3 separate regions of the Homo sapiens genome follow, and regions 2 and 3 are each linked to region 1. Evidence: chromatin contacts called from ENCODE Hi-C or POLR2A ChIA-PET data. All regions are on one chromosome and are shown on one strand. Each heading gives the region's core, a stretch centred on a gene start or an enhancer-like site at or near the end of the contact. The rest is flanking DNA. Distances are from core to core; before and after follow the strand shown. Region 1 has its middle 25 kb from the start of IFNAR1. Region 2 has its middle 37 kb from the start of IFNAR1. Region 3 holds the start of IL10RB (interleukin 10 receptor subunit beta).

The links. Hi-C counts contacts between places; a loop is a spot of excess contacts on that map. ChIA-PET counts read pairs that join two places held with the same protein, here RNA polymerase II (POLR2A). Pooled maps may share reads with other maps.
Region 2: a map of CD14-positive monocyte shows a loop between it and region 1 (2.2-fold over the local background). The contact joins two enhancer-like sites. A Hi-C loop is called at or near these places in 6 of 168 maps with a recorded cell type or tissue (CD14-positive monocyte, OCI-LY7, heart left ventricle and 3 more), 3 of 37 single-sample maps with no recorded cell type and 13 of 50 pooled maps. POLR2A ChIA-PET finds 5 or more read pairs at or near these places in 14 of 52 experiments (CD4-positive, alpha-beta T cell, CD4-positive, alpha-beta memory T cell, CD8-positive, alpha-beta T cell and 10 more).
Region 3: a map of CD14-positive monocyte shows a loop between it and region 1 (4-fold over the local background). The contact joins the promoter of IL10RB here to the enhancer-like site in region 1. A Hi-C loop is called at or near these places in 9 of 168 maps with a recorded cell type or tissue (B cell, CD14-positive monocyte, CD4-positive, alpha-beta T cell and 6 more), 29 of 37 single-sample maps with no recorded cell type and 13 of 50 pooled maps. POLR2A ChIA-PET finds 5 or more read pairs at or near these places in 18 of 52 experiments (AG04449, B cell, CD4-positive, alpha-beta T cell and 14 more).

The regions. Positions count from the first base shown.
Region 1 is chr21:33,297,732-33,301,934 of GRCh38, reverse strand. It overlaps a transcript of IL10RB not described here. Among named protein-coding and RNA genes, the nearest start is that of IFNAR1, 25 kb to the left of the region's middle. RefSeq lists an enhancer at 461-510. Within about 2 kb of position 2,379, at least 11 of the 41 ENCODE cell types and tissues checked have a DNase peak (open chromatin) inside an H3K27ac peak, as active enhancers do; they include B cell, CD14-positive monocyte, CD4-positive, alpha-beta T cell and 3 more, where a contact is called at or near this core.
Region 2 is chr21:33,360,128-33,364,330 of GRCh38, reverse strand. No RefSeq gene overlaps it. Among named protein-coding and RNA genes, the nearest start is that of IFNAR1, 37 kb to the right of the region's middle. RefSeq lists a silencer at 2,814-3,108. Within about 2 kb of position 2,515, at least 31 of the 41 ENCODE cell types and tissues checked have a DNase peak (open chromatin) inside an H3K27ac peak, as active enhancers do; they include CD14-positive monocyte, CD4-positive, alpha-beta T cell, CD8-positive, alpha-beta T cell and 2 more, where a contact is called at or near this core.
Region 3 is chr21:33,263,991-33,268,193 of GRCh38, reverse strand. It overlaps IL10RB (interleukin 10 receptor subunit beta), which reads right to left and starts at 1,827. Exons shown (of 7, transcript NM_000628.5): 1 at 1,680-1,827. The coding sequence starts at 1,728. All of the region lies in intron 7 of IFNAR2-IL10RB (IFNAR2-IL10RB readthrough), which reads right to left. It overlaps IFNAR2 (interferon alpha and beta receptor subunit 2), which reads right to left. Exons shown (of 9, transcript NM_001289125.3): 9 at 2,530-4,203. It overlaps IL10RB-DT (IL10RB divergent transcript), which reads left to right and starts at 1,934. Exons shown (of 2, transcript NR_038974.1): 1 at 1,934-2,131; 2 at 2,292-2,562. RefSeq lists a silencer at 1,572-1,981 and enhancers at 2,152-2,221, 2,252-2,311.

The sequences.
Region 1 (4,203 bases), core at 1,130-3,629:
TCAAGGGTGTGGCTACCAGGAGGTGGGGATCATGGGTGGCTATCTTAGATGATTGAGTCTGGAGCCAGACCACTTGGGTTCAAGTCCTGGCTCTGTCACTTCTTGCCTGTGTGATCTTAGGTAAGTGATTGAACCTCTCTGTGCCATAGTTTCTTTATCTGAAAAATGAGGCAGATAATAGTATCTGCTTAACTGGGTTGCTGTGGGAATTAAATGAAAATGTAAAAGTGCTTAGAACAAGACCTGCACATAGGAAGCAGTAAGTAAGGGTTGGCTATCGCTCCCACCCCATCAGCTCCATAGGGCAGGTGTGCAATGCGACCCTCAGGGGCAGCCCAGTAGCAGGCAGGCCCCAGGCAGAGGCCAAGAGGAGGGGAACTGCAGCTGGCTTGTGTTTCCTGTTTATATTGAATTGTTTAACCCAATTTAAAGTCTGTCCTTGCCATGACTCCTCCTGCTCAGAGATATTACTCCCACAGCTTTAACCTTCCGGTTATCTTTTTTATCACAATCCAACAGCAATAAATTTGACCTCGTAAAGTGCCAGCCCAATAGTCAGTGGCTGTTTAATTAAGAGTTCTCATGGGCATGGAAACAAAGACATTGTTTGGTGTCTGCTTGATTCAAACAGGAGTGGTGAGGTGGTCAGGAGACAGAACCATGGACCTGACTCAGGGAGAAAAATCATGTTGAGTCTCTGAGTCTCTAGTTCATAAAATAGACTTTGTTTTTTACTTCCCGTTTGTTTTTTAAGGAAGTTGATTTGCAACAGCATTTTCTGAACTAGAGAGTTCAGGAAATGGGACAGTGAGGCAGCATGCCCAGTCATTCTCAGCTAACTCCCTTGCTGAGAAGAGTAAGATACTAAGTTCCCGTAAAATAAATCTGAATGACCCTCTGCCCATCTTCTTCCCCATTTTAGATACTAAGAAGATATTAGAACTGGTCAGGGTAAAACAACAGAGTCTTTCCGTGCTGGATTAAGTTTCCTGCGGCAGAAGTAACAAATGATCGCAAGCTGGGTGGTTTAAAACAACAGAAATTGTCCAAGGAATGTAGCCCAGTAGGTTTCAGCCTTACTTTACCCAGCCCCTCTTCAAGATGGAGTCGCTCTGGTTCAAACACCTCTGAGAACGGCATCAGCAGATTGAGTGTCTGGTGAGGGCCTGTCCTCATAGGTGGCACCTTCTCTGTGTCCTCACATGGTGGAAGAGATGGGCAGCTCCTCTTTTATGAGGTCATTAATCCCATTCACCACCTCCTAAAGATTTCTACATACGAATTTTGGAGAGGCACAAACATCCAGACTGTAGCATCTGGATATCCTGTACAGAACATAACTGTTTTCTTTCACTTTGCATATTTGTTTTATTTTTGTTTTTCGCTTGCATATGTTTTATGGTGATTTGTTAACTTACAGCTCTCTGTTTAATCTGCATGTATAATTGTCATGTATCCCAAGAAGGCTTTTGTTTACCTTTTTTTTTTTTTTTGAGATGGAGTTTCCCTCTTGTCACCCAGGCTGGAGTGCAGTGGCACGATCTCGGCTCACTGCAACCTCCGCCTCCCGGGTTCAAACAATTCTTCTGCCTCAGCCTCCTGAGTAGCTGGGATTACAGGCACCTGCCACCACGCCTGGCTAATTTTTTGTATTTTTAGTAGAGACGGGGTATCACCATGTTAACCAGGCTGGTCTCAAACTCCTGACCTCAGGTGATCCACCCACCTCGGCCTCCCAAAGTGCTGGGATTACAGGGGTGAGCCACCGCACCTAGCCATCATTATTTATTATCCATTAATTCAACAAATATTTCTTTGTACCAGCTACTTAGGATTATCTTATTAGGCACAAAGAAAGGGGTAGCAACTTGGAGAATTGCTTCCCAGGTGGTCAGTGGTGAGCAGCCGAGAAGGCTGAAGTGCATGGGAAGGATGCATTCCTGGGGCATGTTTCCCAGAGACACTCACAACCCCTCAGGAAAGAAATCTTCCTGTGGAAGCACAAGGTAATGAGTGGAGTCAGTTAGCTGGGTATTAAAAGAAAGCGACCCCTTTGAAAGCCAGATAACATAAGGTCACACAGAAGTGCAGGTAAGCACGTCCTTTCAATCTATCATAACTGCTCTGCTACAGCAGCTGTTCTCCACCTTGACTGCAAACTGGAATCACCTAGGAGCTTTAAAAAATGCTGATGCAAAAATCCCTCTGCAGAGAGCTGAAATTCATTGGTCATGGTAAGGCCTGGGCATCCACATTTCTAAAGCTCTCCTGGCGGCCACAGTGTGCAGCTACGGCTGAGACCCATGGTTGTGAGAGGAAGGAACAAAGGTGCCCTGGAGGCTAAACCAGTCTGGGGATGGGTGTGGGAGGTATGTTAGGGGAGGGGCAGGAGCCCCAAAAGGAAGTGAGATATTTTCAACAAGGCGAGGCAGCCAGAAAGAGCGAGGAGGAAGGGTGGAAGGGGGTGAGGATGGCTTACACTGTCTTCCCCTCAGGGAATCTTTCAAACCAACTGGACATATGTTTTCTGCTAGAATGTCTGATTGGTGGCCCACAGATGCTCTGCTGAAACCCCTTCTGGTCCCAGAATTCTTGGACATTTTCCCACAGGTGTTCTTCCCTTAGTCACTTCCTGGTGAAGTGGCATCCTTTGTCTGGGGAAATACCCAAGATTCATTGTCTTATGCTAAGGAAATTGAAGTCACAGACACAGGAAATCGAAGACATGGACACACAAAAACTGGGTTTAACAGTGGAAGTTCAATAGTTGAAAGAAAGAAGAGAGAGCTTCCTTGTGCAGAGGGAGGGGGTGCGAGTGGGTCCGAGTGGGTTTCCGGGTTTGGGGCAAGATACGGTTGGTTTTACAGATGAGCTTGAAGAGGCAGTGTTTGATTTATATAGGGCATAGTGGATTGGTTGGGCCAGCTGTGCCATTTACATAGCCCACAAAGAGGCTGGCCATCCCACCCTAATCTTTTATTCTGCAGATGGGGTCTCTACCTGGCCAGCACCATGACACCTGCACACATGACGACAAAGAGAAGGGAGGAGGAACCTCCATATTGGATGTACTTGGCTTCCAGGTATCCCTTTTCTATTGGCACAGCTGCCGCATTCACCTGTGCAAGCTTCCAGCTTGCTAATCTACGCTTGCAGCTTGATTTTTCAGGCTTGTATCCTAACCACTCATATTTTCCATTCTTTTGTTTCTCTGTACTGTGCCCTGGATAATAACTTCTTTTTTCTTTAAAAAAGTGTAACAAGATCTTAAAATTCAATTTCAAAAATAATTTTTTATTTTATTATTTATTTATTTATTTAGAGATGGAGTCTCGCTCTGTCACCCAGGCTGGAGTGCAGTGGCACGATCTTGGCTCATTGCAGCCTCCACCTCCTGGGTTCAAGTGATTCTCCTGTCTCAGCTTCCCAAATAGCTGGGATTACAGGTGTGCACCACCACGCCTGGCTAATTTTTGTATGTTTAGTAGAGACGGGGTTTCACCATGTTGTCCAGGCTGGTCTCGAACTCCTGACCTCAGGTGATCCACCTGCCTCAGCCTCCGAAAGTGCTGGGATTACAGATGTGAGCCACCACACCCGGCCAAATTTTATTTCTATATACATGCAGCAAACATTGAAAAAAGTTTCAAAAAAGCAATCACAGATCTACCCTCCCTATGATGGTTAATTTTATGTGTCAACCAGCTAGACTGATTAGGTAAAATGCGAGTCTTGATGTTGGTGTGAAGGTATTTTTAAAGATGAGATTAACATTTAAATCCATAGATTTTTGAGTAAAGCAGATTACCCTCCATAATGTGGGTGAGTTTCACTTCTATCACTTGAAGGAAGGCCTTAAGAGAAAAGAAGCCTGAGGTCCCTTGAGGAGGAGTTAATTCTGCCTCCAGACTGCTTTTGCTCAAGCTGAAACATCCACTCTTACCTGGGTCTCTAGCCTGTTGGTCTGCCCTGCAGTTTTTGAACTTGCCAGCCTCCACAGTTCCTTCAAATAAATCTCTATGTTCATTCTATTGGTTCTGTTTCTCTGGAGAACCCTAATACCCTTCCTTTTCTCTTTCTTTTCTTTTTTTTCTTTCCTTTCTTTCTTTCTTTTTTTTTGACAGGGTCTCATTCCATCACCCAGGCAGGGCCGGAGGGCAATGGCATGAACATAGCTCACTGCAGTCTTGACCTCCTGGGCTC
Region 2 (4,203 bases), core at 1,266-3,765, 62 kb before region 1:
CCTGGGATTATAGGTGTGTGCCACCATGCCCCGCTAATTTTTGTACTTTTAGTAGAGATGGGGTTTCATCATGTTGGCCAGGCTGATCTCAAACTCCTGGCCTCAAGTGATTCACCCACCTCAGCCTCCCAAATTGCTGGGATTACAAGCGTGAGCCGCCAAGCCCAGTCTGCACACTCACTTTGAAAAAGGATTTGTATAGCTTGTAATAAGACGTTACTATACTTGTATTCTGGGCAGATAAAATAATGGCAGAGAGCAGACTTCCTTTAGAAAAAGGAGGAAATAATGTATCAGAAACCAAGGATGAATCACTTACTGTTAAGTCTGCCCTAATTAAAAATAAATAAGTAAAATAGTGACCTTTTTAAAGCTGGGTGTGGTGGTGCACACCTATAGTCCCAGCTACTCCAGATGCTGAGGCGGAAGGATCGCTTGAGATAGAAGTTTGAGGCCAGTCTGGACAACAGAGTGAAACCCTGTCTCTTAAAAAAAAAAAAATTACTATCTTAACCATTTTACACATACAATTCAGTAGTATTACCTATTTTCAGAACTTTTTCATCTTGAAAAACTGAAGCTTTATAGCCACTGAACAACTCTCCATTTTCCCCTTCCTTGAGCCGCCAGCAATCATCGGTCTAATTTCTGTCTCTAGAAATTAGATTGCTTTAGAAACCTCATGTAAGTAGAATCACATGGTATTTATATTTTTGTTGCTGGCCTATTTCACATAGCATACATAATGTCCTCAAGCTTCACCTATGTTGTAGCACATGACAGAATTTCCTTTTTTTTTTTTTTTTTTTTTTTTGAGACGGAGTCTCACTTTGTCGCCCAGGCTGGAGTGCAGTGGTGCGATCTCGGCTCACTGCAAGCTCCGCCTCCCGGGTTCACGCCATTCTCCTGCCTCAGCCTCCCGAGTAGCTGGGACTACAGGCACCCTCCACCACGCCCGGCTAATTTTTTGTATTTTTAGTAGAGACGGGGTTTCACCGTGTTAGCCAGGATGGTCTCGATCTCCTGACCTCGTGATCTGCCCGCCTCGGCCTCCCAAAGTCCTGGGATTACAGGCGTGAGCCACCACGCCCGGCCTCAGAATTTCCTTCTTTTTAAAGGCTGAATAATATTCCGTGGCATGTGAACACCACATTTTATCTGCTAATCTATCAAAGCAAATATTTTGCAAATAATTTTTCCAATTCCAAAGGTTGTCTTTTCCATTGATTATTTCCTTTTATATGCAGAAGTTTTTAAGTTTGATGTAGTCCCATTTGTCTACTTTTGTTTTTGTTGTCTGTGCTTTTGGTGTCATAGCCAATAAATCATTGCCAAGTCCAATATCATGAAGATTTCCCCTATGTTTTTGAGGGGAAAAATCTCAAACCGTTTTTCCTCTGCTCTCATGCCACAACAATAAACACAGAAGACTTCTGTGACCAAATGCGTAGTGATTTCTCCCCATTAACAAGAAGGCAATCAATTCTGCAGCAGACACTGGTTGGGTATCCTCCTATTTAATTCTGACACTGTCTACCTGGAGATAGCATCAGATCCTGATACAACACCTAAACAAAATTTATTTAGGCAGTTAGTGAGGATAAAAGAGTCCTCAGTAAGGTTTGCCTTTTAATAAAAAGAAGCCCCAAATCATTTCTTTTCTAACAAAAAGAGCCTGAAAACTCAAGCTGCAAACATAGATAAGCAAACTGGAAGCTTGCATAGGCGAATGCCAGCAGCTGTGCCAATAGGAAAGGGATACTTGGAAGTCAGGTATATTCAATATTGAAGTTCCCTTTTCCCTTTTCTTTGTTGCCACGTGTGCAGTAAAAAAGCAGGCAACAAGGCCTGGGCTAGGTAGAGGTGCCATTTGCATAATAACAGATGAGGGTGGGATGGCCAGCCTCTTCCTGTGCTATGTAAATGGAACACCTGGTCCAACCAATCCTCTGTGCCCTACGTAAATAAGACACCGCTTCCTCAAGCTCATCTATAAAAGCAACCGCATCTCGCTGTAAACCCGGAAACCTGTTCGGGACTCCTTCCTCTGCACAGGGAAGGTCTCTTCTTTCTTTTGCCTGCTAAACTTCCGCTCTTGAACCCACTCCTTTTGTGTCCCCATCCTCGATTTCCTTGGCGTGGGGCAACAAACCACACGTATTACCCCAGACAACCATGCTGCTTCAATCTCACAGGTTGAGAGCTCATTCCCACAAGACTGCCCCCTTATTTCCGATGCCAATTGCAAGCCCCAGGTTTTACCTGTTATGACTGAATGACTATAAATTGAGGGTCCCATGGCCCCCTCCTTGTGTTCAACTGATTTGCTAGATTGCCTAACAGAACTAGAGGAAACACTAACTTATGTTTACCGGTTTATTATGAAGGCTATTACAAAGGATACAGATGAAGAGATACATAGGATAAGGTATGTGAGAAGGACTGCAGAGATTCTATGCCCTTCCCAGCAGCCTCTGCATGTTCAGCTATCAGGAAGCTCTCTACTAAAAATAGAAAAATTAGTTGGGCGTGGTGGCAGGCGCCTGTAATCCCAGCTATTCAGCAGGCTGAGGCAGGAGAATTGCTTGAACCTGGGAGGTGAAAGTTGGAGTGAGCCGAGATCGCCCCACCGCACTCCAGCCTGGGCGACAAGAGCAAAACTCTGTCTCAAAAAAAAAAAAAAAAAAAAAAAAAAAGGAAGTAGTGACACGAAACACTGTCTCCACACTCCACCCTTATAACCTCCAGCTGGCACCCTGAATGGTCTGGCCTCTCCCTGGGGGCGGATAGGGCAGGAGACACTAAAGTATTAATTATCTTTTTTGATCATGGCTGTAACTGTTCTGCGCCATCTTCAACAGGTGAGACTAAGGAGGGAATCACAGCTAGTCATCTCAGCCAGGCCAGTAGGGGGCGCAGTGCAGTGATCATTCCCTGGGGCCAAGGCTGTCTCCTTGCAGGTTCATCTCAGCTCTGCAGCAATGCCTACTTCTTTCCATCCGCTCCGAGGCTGTTACTAAGTATGTGGAGCTCCTTTTCAACAACTCGCTTACTACAAAGTCCTGCTCATTAAAAGGCGAAGGTGGTAGTGGTAGAGGACTAGATGGGCTAAGTATTTGCTCAACTGCTCTATCTTGCTTTGTAACTACCAAACCATTTCTGGGTGAGATCATGGGGACACCAGATTCTTCACATCCTTTCCTCATTTGCTCAAGACGAGATAATCACAAACAGAACTTTAAGAAACCACCTGTATAAACATACTTGGCGTATCTTCTGGGAATGGAATTATTGAATAGTAACCGATTGTCAGCCTGAACAGGGTGACTTGTTGCCCTCCAGTGGTAAATTCAATCAGTGTTTGTACCGTCAACGTCCCCGCTCAATCACCGTTAAACACTTAGGCAACCAAGTGTCAGCCACAAAGTTAAAAAACAGTCCTTGTTTTCATGGAGCTTGCCAAATAAATATAAGCAAATGGTATAAAATCCCTTCCCTAGGGAGCATGCTAGACACACCCGCAGGTACAGACACAGATGGGGCATGATGACTTCTCCACGTGTATGCAGTGGAGTTCTTTTAGGGAGATTTCAGAGTGGATGATGTACTTTTATACTACAACATTTAGAATAATCTCTCTAAGTACAATTCCAGAATATTAAAAGTATTATAAAATTTGGGAATAGACAACAGAGTCAAGTACACAAAAAGCCTATTATATATTTAAGGACTATGTTTAGAAAAAAGGGTCCTTTTACTGGAAAGATAGGAAAATAGGTTTTTCTTCTTAACTTTGATGTATCCAGAAAATCTGGGAGGGAGGCTCAAGGGTGGTGAGTCACTGTGAGACGTAATGTTTAATTTAATCCAGCTATTGAGTGATAAAATTTTTCAACTTCCTCCCTTTTCTCAAGACCTTAAAAAAAAAAAAAAACAACAGAACATCTTCTCTGCCAACATTTTTTTTCTTTTGAGATGGAGTCTCGCTCTGTCGCCCAGCCTGGAGTGCAGTGGTGCGATCTTAGCTCACTGTAACCTCCGCCTCCCGGGTTCAATCGATTCTCCTGCCTCAGCCTCCCCAGTAGCTGGGATTACAGGCACATGCCACCATGCTTGGCTAATTTTTGTATTTTTAGTAGAGACGGGGTTTCACCATGTTGGCCAGGCTGGAACTGCCAACATTTTCTTCATCCTAATCATTAA
Region 3 (4,203 bases), core at 578-3,077, 33 kb after region 1:
CAGGAGTAAAATGGGGACAGACAAAGGAGCCTTGGATTTGTCTGGTGGCAGAAAGCTATGAGGGGGTAGGGTGGGCACATGGATTTCAGATATATTTCCAGACGTAAAAACAAACTGGAGACTTCCTGATACATTTGATGCATAAAAGCTGAGGTCAATGTCCATTTTGGGCTTAAGCAGCTGGTGCCCCGATTGGAGCTCAGCTGGGGAACTCACGAGTCCCATTTGAGCTGCATTAGGTTGGAGATGCTGGAGAGAGGCTGAAGTAGGAATGTCAGGGAGACAGCCAGATGAATGAGCCCAGAGGTCACACCAAGAAGAGATGTGGGCTAGAGACAGAAATTATTTTCAAACCTTTTAATAGAAAATTCGAAACCTGGCCAGGCATGGTGGCTCGCGCCTGTAATCCCAGCTCTTTGGGAGGCTGAGGAAGGTGAATCACCTGAGGTCAGGAGTTCGAGACCAGCCTGGCCAACATGGCGAAACCCCATCTCCAATAAAAATACAAAAATTAGCCAGGCGTAGTGGCACACACCTGTAATTCCAGCTACTCGGGAGGCTGAGGGAGGAAAATCGCTTGAACCCGGGAGGCGGAGGTGGCAGTGAGGCAAGATCAAGCCACTGCACTCCAGCCTGGGCCACAGCAACAGAGCAAAACCCTGTCTCAAAAAAAAACAAAAAAACAAAAAAACAAACAAACAAAAAAAAAAACGGAAGAAGAAAGAAAGAAAAGAAAATTTGAAACCTACATGCAAGTAGAAAAGTAGAAGACTATAATAAACCACCACCCATCACCCAACTGGTACCAAGAGAGATATAAATGTGCGAGTCATGGGCCTATAGCCCGTGTTTAATGCCAGGGTTTGGCTGAAATCCCCCAAAGGAACAGTGCCAGGGAAGGAGAGAAAAGGCCTTGGGCATCACAATTAGCTACATAGAAACCTGACAGAGCAGGAGGGTCCCAAGCAGAGACAGCCTGACAGGGCGGGAAACCGGAGGGGTATCCCGGAAGGCCAGGGAAGAGTTCATGAGAAAGGAAGGAGGTGACCATGGTGTTATTGGAACCTAGGCAGTCAATTTAGAGGACAGAAAAGGTTTCAATGGATTTAGGTTTAGAAGCCATGGAGCTGGGGCGCTGGGGGACAGAATCCAGATTTCAGGGTGCTCGGGCCTGAACCGGAAGGAGGGGAGGTGCAGCGGGTGATGGGAGGCACATCTGTAGGGAGGGCTGGCACTGAGGGGGCAGACTTGGGGTCAGGGAGGGCTGTCAGGGCACTCGGGGACTGGTGGGGGCCTCCACTTGAACTGATAGTCTCCAGAAGGGTCAGATGACAGCCACGGTGGGATCTTGGGTCTTTTGGGGAAGCTACTTTATTTAGACGCCCGCCAGCAGAGAGCTGCAGGAGGACAGGGAATCAAAAGACGCCGGGAGTCTCCCCCTGAGTTTAGGGCCCAGACGGTCTGTAATCCGGGCGCGGATGGGGCTTTCTCCTGTTACAGAATCGACGGCAGCAGCAGCCTAGTTGCGTCTCAGCAGCCGGCCGTGGCGTTTGCATCTTCTCTCCCGAGGCCCCGAAGGCTCTTAAGTCACTTGCAGGGCGCCCAGGGATGGGATCAGGGGCGGCATCTCGCGGGGCCTCCCGGTTCCCAAGCGCGCCCCCTCCCCGCGGACCCCTCACCTGACACCAGCAGGCAGCCACCCAGCCAGCTCCCAAGGCTCCACGCCATGGACGGACGCTGGGGGTTCCGCGGCTTCCTCCAAGCACACGACCCCCGCCCGCGCCCGGGAGAGCTTGTCCGCGGCGGCTTCCGGGAACCAGCGGAGATGGGCGGGGCGGGGTGGGGAGGGGCCGGGCGACCGGGCTCCCACCCCGCTGCAGGCCCCGCCCACCAGCCCGGGTCCACCCGCGAGGCGCGGGGCACAGGCTTGGCAGATGCACACGAGGAAGAGGAAGGGATCCTCGCAAGCTTTGAAAGGCGCCGTCAAGTCAAATAAATAAATGCCCTACAACACCAACCCAGGACTGAGATCTGCATGCTGGAATGACGGTGGTGGTGGTGGCTTTCAGTATTCCCCAGGTTTTGTCCGGAGCACCGGCACGCCCTCTCTTGAAGTCCGCTCTCCGCACAGGTGAGTTAAAAGCACTTCAGCAGCAAATCCAGTTTGAGGGTCTTCTTTACCCTTCTCCCCAGGGATAAACAACACAAAACCAAGTCATCTTTACGCAAATAACTAGTTTCTTTCAGAGACTACTAAGAAAGCGTTAATTTCCTCTTTTTAACTTGATTAGTGGTTAGACGGGAAGATCCGGAGCTGTCCAGTGTCTTGGGTAATGCACGGCATCGCCTGATGTCTGACGCTAGAACACCACGTAAAGTCAAGCAGAGGGAAGTGAATGCGCCCTAGGCCCCTGCAGGCCACCAAGAAGAGCTAGAGGGAGTTGGTGCAATCCTAGAGATGCCGGCAGGTGCACCAATCTGTGGCACACGTACGCTCTCCAATGGAAGACAACTCAAGACCACACCAAGTTTGTATTAAAAAAGTACTGTTGTGTTACTTTTTACCAACCTCCAATCATTATACAAAATGTTAAAAAATACACAAACACACACACACACTCACAGCCATAGAGGTTATCGCAAAAGATCAACCCAGAATCTTTCAGAATATGACAGATGCACTGAGAAGGCAGATAAATTGATTCAATATACAAAAGGCCTCTTTCCTATGGAATTTCATTAGATTAAATAAGGTGTTCCCTCCTCACAGCCTCATCCTTATGAGCAATCATATAAATAATCTATTTAAAGTCCTTGAACTATAACTTGTATAATTTTTAGTTTTCCCCCTTTGAAGGGGCCTAAGAGAAAGGTTTGAGAAACCAGCTCTTGAGGGGGGCAGGGGTGAGGGGTAAGAGGTCCTGTGCCTTTCATTCATCCTGGGAGCTTCTCAGGATTGCAGCATTTCCACCTGAGTGTTCATTCTTGTACATTTTCTCATCTTTCTCCTGGGTTCCTAGGATCTTGGAGATTACCTAGTCCAATCCTTTTACTTCAGAAACAAAAAACCTGAGGCTCAGAAAGGCTAAGTCAAATGCCTAGGGTCACACAGGGAAACTGTGGGAGTTGGATCCCTGAGTCCCAGTCCTTAAACTGGTTGCTACATGACATTCTAGAACCTCTCCCCACCAACTCCCTTTTTAAAGACAGGGTCTGGTTCTGTCACCCAGGCTGAAGTGCAGTGACATGATCTTGGCTCACTGCAACCTCCGCTTCCTGGGCTCAAGCCATTCTCCCACCTCAGCCTCCCAAGTAGCTGGGACAACAGGCACATGCCACTACGCCCAGTTAATTTTTCTAATTTTGTTTTGTAGAGACAGATTTGCCATGTTGCCCAGGCTGGTCTCGAATTACTGGCCTCAAGCGATACGCCTGTTTAGGCATCCCAAAGTGCTGGGGTTACCGGCAGGAGCAATTGCTCCGGGCCAGACTTCCCTTCCCCCGCCCACACCCCCCCAACCCGGCCTAGATCCACAGGCACTGTAATCACAGCTGACACACTCGACTCGGAATCAGCATAGAGAGCACTCTGAAAATTGTCAAATAGGGTCCCTGAAACTTGTATACCATACTTCTCCTGAAGATCTTGAAGCATCTTTGTGTTTGCTTTTTTTTTTTTTAACTTAAAATATGGCATTCAGGTTTTATCCCTCTCCCCGACGCCATGTTTCCTTTCTGTATTAGTCACACACGTGATCCTAAAGTCTGTCTTCCCCACTTTAACTGGGGAGGGCTGGACAAGGTGGAATTCCAATTGCAGGAGACAGGATGTGACATGGGTGAGGTGCCCAAGGCTCACCGACTGAAACTTCGATGGCTCTTCCCTGTTTCCTTGTGCAGGGCCCCCCTTCTCTCCACTGCTCACCTGGCTCTCCTCCTCCCTTCCTGCCTGCTTTGCAGCTCTTGCTACTATTTTCCTTTTCTTTCCCTGCTCCCACCCTGGCCCAATTTATTTCACAGAAATATCACAGGGCCAGCCAGGCACAGCGGCTCACCCCTGTAATCCCAGCACTTTACGAGGCTGAGGAGGGCAGATCACTTGAGGTCAGGAGTTTGAGACCAGCCTGGCCAACATGGTAAAATCCTGTCTCTACTAAAAATACAAAAATTTGCTAGGCATGGTGGCAGGCGCCTGTAATCCCA